Regions from separate parts of the Mus musculus genome. Here region 2 is linked to region 1. A link is a contact called in ENCODE Hi-C or POLR2A ChIA-PET data. All regions are on one chromosome and are shown on one strand. The core of a region is the stretch at or near the end of the contact, and the rest is flanking DNA. Distances in the headings are between cores, read along the strand shown. Region 1 holds the start of Tuba1c (tubulin, alpha 1C). Region 2 holds the start of Mcrs1 (microspherule protein 1).

The links. A loop is a pair of places that touch in the nucleus more often than their neighbours do. ChIA-PET counts read pairs that join two places held with the same protein, here RNA polymerase II (POLR2A).
Region 2: POLR2A ChIA-PET joins it to region 1 with 19 read pairs in Patski. The contact joins the promoter of Mcrs1 here to the promoter of Tuba1c in region 1. A Hi-C loop is called at or near these places in 1 of 37 maps with a recorded cell type or tissue (left cerebral cortex). POLR2A ChIA-PET finds 5 or more read pairs at or near these places in 3 of 5 experiments (Patski and embryonic stem cell).

What each region holds. Positions count from the first base shown.
Region 1 is chr15:99,027,343-99,031,803 of GRCm38, reverse strand. Tuba1c (tubulin, alpha 1C) reads right to left here and starts at 1,913. Exons shown (of 4, transcript NM_009448.4): 1 at 1,380-1,913. The coding sequence starts at 1,382.
Region 2 is chr15:99,249,093-99,253,474 of GRCm38, reverse strand. Mcrs1 (microspherule protein 1) reads left to right here and starts at 1,514. Exons shown (of 15, transcript NM_016766.3): 1 at 1,514-1,613; 2 at 2,893-3,012; 3 at 3,461-3,599; 4 at 3,969-4,107. The coding sequence starts at 3,003. It overlaps 1700120C14Rik (RIKEN cDNA 1700120C14 gene), which reads right to left and starts at 1,687. Exons shown (of 3, transcript NR_045627.2): 1 at 1,474-1,687.

The DNA of each region.
Region 1 (4,461 bases), core at 664-3,163:
GCCATCTCTCCAGCCTTTCTTTTAAATTTCTATTGTCAGCTGACCAGGTGCAGGCTAGGTAAATGGTCTCTCAAATAGTTAAAACTTATTTAGCAGGGAGGTTCCTTTTACCGAAATTATTCACTCTGTAGCCCGCTCTAGCCTGGGACTCACTAGGGACTAAGGAGCCCCAAACTCATGATGAGCAATCCCCCTCCCTGTCTCAGCCTCCAAAGTCTAGAGAACTAGCCACTCTCCTCCAAGCCGGGCTGAGTTCCTGGTAACTTTGTTTGCTTTTGAGACCGGGTCTCATTGTGCTGGCTGACCAGAACTCAGAAGATACTCCTGCCGCTGCCTCCAGAGCCCAGGGTTTGATAGCCTCACCCATTTTTTTCTTGAAAACTGAACTAATACATTGTTAACCAGGTGAATAACCCTAGCTCTTGGGTAGTGGAGACAGAAGGATCTTGGTTTTAGTTGAAGGTCATGTTTGGCCACATAATGATTTCAAGACTGGCATGAGCATAAGACACTCAAAAACCAAAGTGCAAGCCAAGTGGTTTGCCTTTCATCTCAGCTCAGGTAGCAGAGGCAGGCAGAGCTCTGAGTTCCAGACCATCCTGGTCTACAGGGTGAGTTCTATTACAGCCAGAGCTACAAAGAAACCCTTTATCGAAGGAAGGAAGGAAGGAAGGAAGGAAGGAAGGAAGGAAGGAAGGAAGGAGAGAGAGAGAGGGGGGGGAGAGGGGAAGGGAGAGAAAAAAACCCGCTGTTGGTAGTTTACTCTAGCTTTAAATTGAAAAAAAAATTTTTTACGGACATTTTTTCTTAACTGGGCTAAATATAAATATGCCGTTGAAGTAACACTAAAAACTAGGCTGGCTTAGGGGATCTGACGCCAATTATTCCCTCCTACGGAGGAGCTCGCCTTCTCAGGTGCACAGCTGCAGCTGGAAGGGCCGGGGACTGGCCACAGGTGACTCAGCAGCGAGTCACAGGGCGTGGAGACGGTGCCCGGAAGTATTTGCTCAGTCCTGTCCAGAGCGCACGAGGTCCTCTGGGCTATCCCAGCTGGGAGAGCGACATCATTTGAGGAAAATGGAGACCTTTGAGTTTCTCCAAACTCTCGTGATCATTGTGAAAGTTCCCTGCCTTTCCGGGAGCGACCGGCGGCCGAGACGGGATGCTCTCCCAGGAGGATCGAGACAGAGGATCGGGACGAGCCCTCCAGCCCAAAGCGACACTAGTTTAGTGGACTAGGCTCTCACACCCCAAACGCCAGAAGCCAGTCTAACTGGAGGCGGCCGTCGTGGGGCTATTGCAGGTATCGTCTCCCGGGCAGCCCTCAGCTCCCGCGGTCCCTTCAGACGACCTCGCCGCTACCCCAAAGCCATACTCACCATATTTAGTCCTTGAAGTGGTCCGCGAAAACTGAGGAAGTGAAAAAGGGTGACGAAGATCTCCCACTAACAGACTACCAAGGAGTCCGGGGGAGAAGCTGTGTAAGGTCCGCCTCCAGGACAGGGCTTATATACCCTGGCCGGGCCACGCGTCGGGAGGGCGGACACCGGACCCCGCCCCGGGCCGCAGCGAAGCCGATGATTGGCGGGTTCGAAAGTTCAAATCAAACTCCGTAGAAGGAGCTGGAAGTGGGAAGGGGAGGAGACACCCAGGGTCCACGCCAGGGCCAGGTGGGGCGGGGAAGAAGGTGGGGAAGGCGATTGGAAGTTGGAGGACAGCGAGATCTTTGTGGAGCTCTGGCCGGAAGAAAGTCCCAGGTAGAGAGGGGGGCGGCCTGGCTCAGCCACCGGGGACTCACAGCTGATCGCCGCCGCACTTGTGGCTCGGTCGCCCCACCCAGGCCTTGGAGCCCGGAAGAGTGAGCCAGAGAGGTGACCCGGGGCTGCCGGCAGGGTGGTGACTGCGACAGCTTCAGGGGGCCAAGATGGAAACGCCCAGTCAACTTGACGGCACAGTGGGAGGGGTGGAGCTGAAGTTAGCTCAAGCCAAAGCCGGTTACAACATCACCAGGGTTGCAGCCCCTGAAGGCAATCTTTCCTAACCTAGGTCTCAGTTGCCTCCAATGGGTCCTAAGCACCTTACTCTTTACTCCCGCCTTCTAGAAGGCTAGCCCTCTCCTCCTTCCTCCCTTCTCCCCACCCTTCCCCCAAGTCCTGAGGATATTTGCCAGAGCATCCCGAGCGCCCTTTTATTTTCGAAGGCAGAGTCTGCCTCAGCTCCTCTTTAAGCAAACATTCCGAGTCTTAAGAGCCTTAAGAGGCACAAAATTATTCGGCCCATTATGAGAGGAACTCGTAACTCCCCCCCGCCCCCCAAGATGGGTCCCCGCTGCAGTGCTCAAGCTAAACCCAGGCGATCCACACTAATTCCTTTCTCTGCGTCTGTGGGATGCAGAGTTCACTCTGTAGTACCACATTCTCTCTGGCCCAAGAGCCCGGGGGCTCCTCTCCTCATTTTACAGTCAAGAGGAGAGGAGAGTTCGGGAAACAAAGCAGGCAAGTGTCTCCACCGCGGGAGACGTTGGACTTCCCTGCCCCACTGCCCTGCACTAGACAGACTTGTCTGAACAACTCCGCAAAGCAGATTTCTCAGAAGTGCCATTCAGTCCTGCTGAGGAGATAGACAGATCCCTGGGAAAGTTTAAGGAACTGGAGTGGTGTGCTTGCTTGTCCTCTTCATACTAAGGAGAGAGAGACAGGAAGAGCCTGGAGCTCACAGGCCAGCTGCTCTTGCAGTATCAGAGTTCAGTGAGGAACCTTGTCTCAAAAAAAAAAAAAAAAAAAAAAAAAAAAAAGGTGGAGAGTCATAGAGGAAGACGGAACATATTGACCTCTGGCCTATGCACGTACACAGAATCTCTCTCTCTCTCTCTCTCTCTCTCTCTCTCTCTCACACACACACACACACACACACACACACACACACACACAAATTAAAAAGCCGCCCTTATTTGAATGTGATGATGCATACCTGTATTTCAGCAGGCAGGGGACAAGACTGGCAAATTTGATCCAGGCTACTTTGTTTCAAATAGAAAAGACTAGAATGCCAGGGATGGCTGTGAAAAGTGGTACAATACAGGCAGACAAGATGGCTCAGTGGTAAGGTCATTTGCCACCAAGCCCGAGGAACTTGGGAGTTTGACTCCCAGGACCTATCCAGTGTAAGGAGAGAACCAACTGTAACTGATTAAATTATCTAATCTTTATACCAATAAAGTACCAGAGGCTTAAACTATGGTAAAGACCTGCTAGCTCAGCAAGGCAACTTTCTTTTCTTTTCTTTTTTTTCTTAACTACATACAAAATATCTATTTACAAGCCTGATTCCACAACTAAACTGCTAGCTCTTTAGAAATTTCTTTCTGGGGCTGGAGAGATGGCTCAGTGGTTAAGAGCACTGACTGATCTTCCTAGAGGTCCTGAGTTCAAATCCCTGCAGCCACATGGTGTCTCTCAACTACCTGTAATGAGATCTAATGCCCTCTTCTGGTGCTGCCTGAAGACCGCTACAGTGTACTTAGATATAATAATAAATAAACCTCTTTTAGCTACAGTGTACTTAGATAAATAAATCTCTTTTTAAAAAAATAAATTTCTTTCTGAGTCAATCTACAGAGCTAGTCTACTTTTCTCTTGAGCTCCTCCAAACCGGAGAGGGCTTCTTAGCTCTCTTTCCTAGAATATTGTTTTACCTGTGTCCTGCCAGCTGTGTCTCTGTTTTCCTGTAAGTCAAAGAGAAAAATCCCTAGCCCTTACTTGGAGCTCCTTCCATAAAGAAGACTCTTCCAAGCAGAGAGAGAGAGAAGGGGAGATGGGAGAAAGAGAGTACTGGAGAGGGAAGAGGGAAGGGGAAAGGGGAAATGGGAAAGTGGGAAGAGAGAGAGAGAGAGAGAACCTCTCCCAAGCAAGTTGCCTTAAAGTTAGCAGGAACTTTCCATTTTTTAGCATTCTTATCTAATGAGGCTTTTAGAGGCGCACCTAAACTGCATCTCTACAGGACTCATTTAGCCGCCTTTGACAAATGCAATTATCTATTTAAACTCTTATATTTTGCTAACAATTAGCTTTTCTATGTACAATAATCAAGTATCCTGTAACACTAATTCCCAAAAGTTGTCCTCTGACATCCATACACATGCCGCAGCAAACACATAGTCTATGTAAATAAAAACGCAAGAAATAAAAAGAAGTCGAGCAATGGTGACAGATGCCTTTAATTCCAGCACTTGGGAGGCAGAGGAAGGCAGATTTCTGAGTTCTAGGCCAGCCTGGTCTACAGAGTGAGTTCCAGGACAGCCAGGGCTACACAGAGAAACCCTGTCTCAAAACAAACAAAAAGGAATGGACCAGGCAGCAGCTGGAGCAAAAGCTTCCAGTCACAGAAAGCCTGTGGTGTTCTTGGGCAGAATGCGAAGGCCAGAGGGATGGAATTGATGCATGGTGAGGAGCTCTGGCACAG
Region 2 (4,382 bases), core at 265-2,764, 220 kb before region 1:
AAACAAACAAACAAACAAACAAAAACTCTTTAAAGAAGAAAGCCCAATTAATTGTCATCTGTATAGATACTAAACCACACTATATTTTGCACAACCCACCAGACTGTGTCCTAGTTTGTTTTTAATTGCTGTGATCAAAACACTGTAACTAAAGGCGACCTGGGAAGCAAAGGGTCTATTTCATCTCATAACTTTCTTTTTTTTTTTTTAAGATTTATTTATTGGTTATATGTAAGTACACTGTAGCTGTCTTCAGACACTCCAGAAGAGGGAGTCAGATCTCGTTATGGATGGTTGTGAGCCACCACGTGGTTGCTGGGATTTGAACTCCAGACCTTTGGAAGAGCAGTCGGGTGCTCTTACCCACTGAGCCATCTCACCAGCCCCTCATCTCATAACTTTCAAGTCACTGTCTATTACCGAGGAAAGTTGGGGCAAGAACCTCAAGGCAGGCACTGCTTAGACCTCCCACATCTATCCAAACAAGAAAACACACCCCAGACTTGCCTACCAACCAGTCTGAAGGAGGCATTTTCTCAACTGAGCGCGAAGATTCTAGCTAGTTTCAAGTTGACAAACCTCTAACAAGCACACTGTATACCAGAAAACTTTGTTTTGGGAGCGATAAAGCAAATACATGCTCGTTAAATAAGTAACAGTATATTATGAAGAGAAGACTTGCAACTTGTCAGGGTCGTCCATTTGACACTTAAGTTCAGGATGTCAGGCACGCTGGGCAAACGCTCTTCCCGGAAGCTCCTCCAGCCAGAGCTGCTCCACTTTTGTGCCCCTCAAAGAAGGCATGAAAGAGCTATTAGAGCCCAGTCTCCCTAGCTTTCCCGGGCATCTCTCACGGCCCCAAAGTCTGGACGTCTCCTGTTCTCTGGGAACTAGTTCTTTCTTTCAAAACAGTTTCCTCAGGGAACACTGTCCTCTGAAAAGGATTCGGTTGGTTTGCTGGCTACCCACGACTGACCCCAGCAGTCTAGATGGAGTTCTTCTGGCGTAAGCAACTGGCGCCGCTCCTTCTAAGGAGTGTTTCCTTAGGAACGCGGCCACCATCCTGCATCTCCCCCTTAGACAGGAATTTTCGGGATCGTACTGTACGCCACAGTTAGAGCAAACTCTCCAACATGTTCCTCCAGTCCTGTGCTTAGCAAAGAGCCTGACCGAATCCCTTATCTGAAAACACTGGCAGATAAAACAATACAAGATTTGGTCCAGAGAGACCTACCAAGGTTAGTGCTAATTACGAATGCACGGCGGCCCCGCCCCTCCCAGCGTCGCCTGGGCGGGGTCTCAGCACAAGCCCCGCCCTCCCGCTGCGTTTTCCAACACGGAAACCTCCGCGGTTCCTATAATTAACACTGCCTGGTGCCTCCCTAAGCGCTTCTGCCAACCGGGAAAGCTGTATTTCCGGCTCCCCGCAAAATGGTTTCCACTAAGGCGCACGGCCACGCCCCTTCCACTTACGGGTCCAGGACGAACCGGAAGAGATCGTCCAACCCTTCGTTCGCAACCCGGAAGTAGATGTGTCTCACGGAAGCCGGCTTTGGCCCTGCGGCTCCTGCCGTCGCCGCGGAGAAATTGTTGGAGCTGGCAGCCTAGGAATGGTGAGACCCCGCGACTCGTCTCCTAGTGTTCTGAGTAGACCTGGAGGGTGAAGTGGAGTTTCCCAACGTGCCTCGGGGCACAACCCCACAACAAGATTTGGGGCCCCGCCCCGGTATCGCCCCGAAAAATCTGCGCATGCGTAAGTCCGATCAGGCCAGGCTCTGGCCTGCGGTGTTACGCATGCGCACAGGTGGCATGCTTGAGGTGGGATGAGAATTGTCTGGGAGTTGGTCCTGGTTCGCTACCACCGGCCTGTGGGCCTCAGAGCCAGATGGCGAGATCGATGCAGTAGTATGGAGCCGAAGAGTTGACTAAATTACCACTGCTCCCCAGAGTCCCTGAAACAGACCTGCACTGATCCCTCACCTTGGGGGTGCCCTGTCGGGAGGAGGGAAGGGAAGGAGGGCAAGCACTTTGCCTTAGTTGCTCGTGGGACTGGACACCTGCACCCCCCTTCTGTGGTACCCACGGAGCTGGTCGTGGAGCGTCCTTAAAGGCAGAGCCAGAACTTTGCTCTACGAGACGCCGGAGTCAGGAGGGGCGGGGCTGCCAAAGCGCTGGGTATTCATACAGTTCCCAAACCACGTTTGAATCGTCCGAAGGAACCACCCGCTTTAGTAAAAGCTGCAAATGGAAGGGAAAGCAAAAGGGTAGCGAGATAGTGGGATTCCATCTACCTTCCCAGGCTGTGGCCTGGGGGCAGGCTGGTGCTGCTGATTTGAGTAGACAGGCAAAGGAAAACAAATGAGTCAGGAATCCCTTGACCCTTTCTGGTTAACGTTCCAAATGCTTAATTTAGGATTCACTGGTAAAATTAAGAGAGATCTCTGAGCCTAATACGTTTTTTCCCACATCTTTTTATCATTCACACAAAGGCCTCAGTGACTCCCACATAGCTACTTATATTTTTTGTTTTTATTGTTTGGAGCAGAGGCTCACCATTATATAGATAGCCCTGGCTTGCTCTGTAGACGAGGCTGGCCTTAAAGTCAACAGAGATCCACCTGCCTCTACCTCTACCTCTACCTCTACCTCTACCTCTACCTCTACCTCTACCTCTACCTCTACCTCCGCCTCCACATGCTGGGATTAACTGTCAGAGCCATCAGACCAGGTAATAGCTACTAATGGTTAGGTGCAATTGAGAGTAGAGCTCTTTTGCCTCTTCCCACTACCTCAGACAGGGTGCACGAGTGCACGAGGATAAGGGATTGGTCAGTCAGTAGGTTTGGCCTGTTGGAAACCCGAGCCTGAGGGAGCCTTACCTCTCCTTCCCAGACTCTCTTCTCAGCATCCAAGCTCGCTTGGTCAGAACCCTTGGATGAGCCTGTGGGACCCTTCCTCCTAGCCCTGTGGTTTGGAGCCGGAGGCTTTGGGACTGTGAGAGGATGGACAAAGGTAGTGTGAGGCCCGGCCATCTCCCCAAGCTCTCGGGCGCCAGGCAGCCTCTGACTCTACCCCTTGCCTTGCACGAGTGTCTCTCGGTCTTGGCCCGGCAATGCCACCTACCACCCCCCTCCCCTGGGCCAGCACCACCCATGTGCCTCTCGGCAGAGCCACAATTGCCTCAGTTGCTGTGGAGCTTCTGCTCTTTGGCACAATGCATTTTGATAGCCAAGGGAGCAGTTATGCTCAGAGCCCACCCCGTGTGTCGGCCTCATCAGCCTGACCTGAGCACCTGTGCTGCACCCCATGACCCGTGGCACCAGGAGGTCTGAGCCCGGATGGGATCTGGATGGCCAAGGAGGAATGCCTGCCTCAAAGACCAAGCCTCAGGGAGGCCGGGCAAGGGCTGAGGGGCTGACACAAGGGTCCGTGCACAGAGGTCACCCTTTCTCTTTCCTAGATTCTCAGGGGCTGCTAGACTCGTCCCTGATGGCGTCAGGCACAGCCAGCCGCTCCGAGGATGAGGAGTCACTGGCAGGGCAGAAGCGAGCATCCTCCCAGGCCCTGGGCACTATCCCCAAACGCAGAAGCTCCTCCAGGTAGCCTGGGCTCAGAGCGCCTGGAAGGGGAGGCATGTGGGGCTAGGCACGCCCTTGCTAGCCTTGGTTTGAAATGGCCTTCTGAGCCTGCCTGGGTTCTGAGCCTGCCTGGGGTCCAAGCAAAGCCTTGTGCTTTTCCTTTACCTCCTCTGCCGGTGTGTCCGGATGGCACCGAGGATGGAGAGTGAGGGGTTCCATCTCTGTTGAAAGGTTGCCTGTTACCTCAGAGGACTAGAACTTGGCTTTTCCATGTCCACTGAGCCAGACACTGCTGGAAAGTGAAGGCAGTTAGTTCCCAAGGGGAGCCTGCACCTTGGAAGCCGTGCGTGGGTGTGGTACCAGTAGTTAACCCTGCAGGACCTTCCACAGGTTCATCAAAAGGAAGAAATTCGATGATGAACTGGTAGAGAGCAGCCTGGCCAAATCCTCCACCCGGGTGAAGGGGGCCGGCGGGGTGGAGTCAGGCCGCTGCTCAGGGAGCGAGCCCTCCTCTAGTGAGAAGAAGAAGGTAAGGGGCTGGGCAGCTGGGTGAGGCCTGCCAGGGACTGCACTGCCCAGCCCCCATCCCAGACCCCTCCGTCCTGTCTCTCCTGCTCCCTCCCTTGCTGCGTCCCTCGCCAGTGCATCCTGGATCGCATTCCGTGTGGGAGGCAGGGAGCTCGTATCTATTCTGGGAGCAGACAGCTTGTTCCCAGCATTGCAGGGTGTAAAAATAACCCCCAGGTGGCATTGCTCTGGCCCCAGACAGTGCAGCAGCAAGAGTAGTTTCCTGGCATCCCCCCA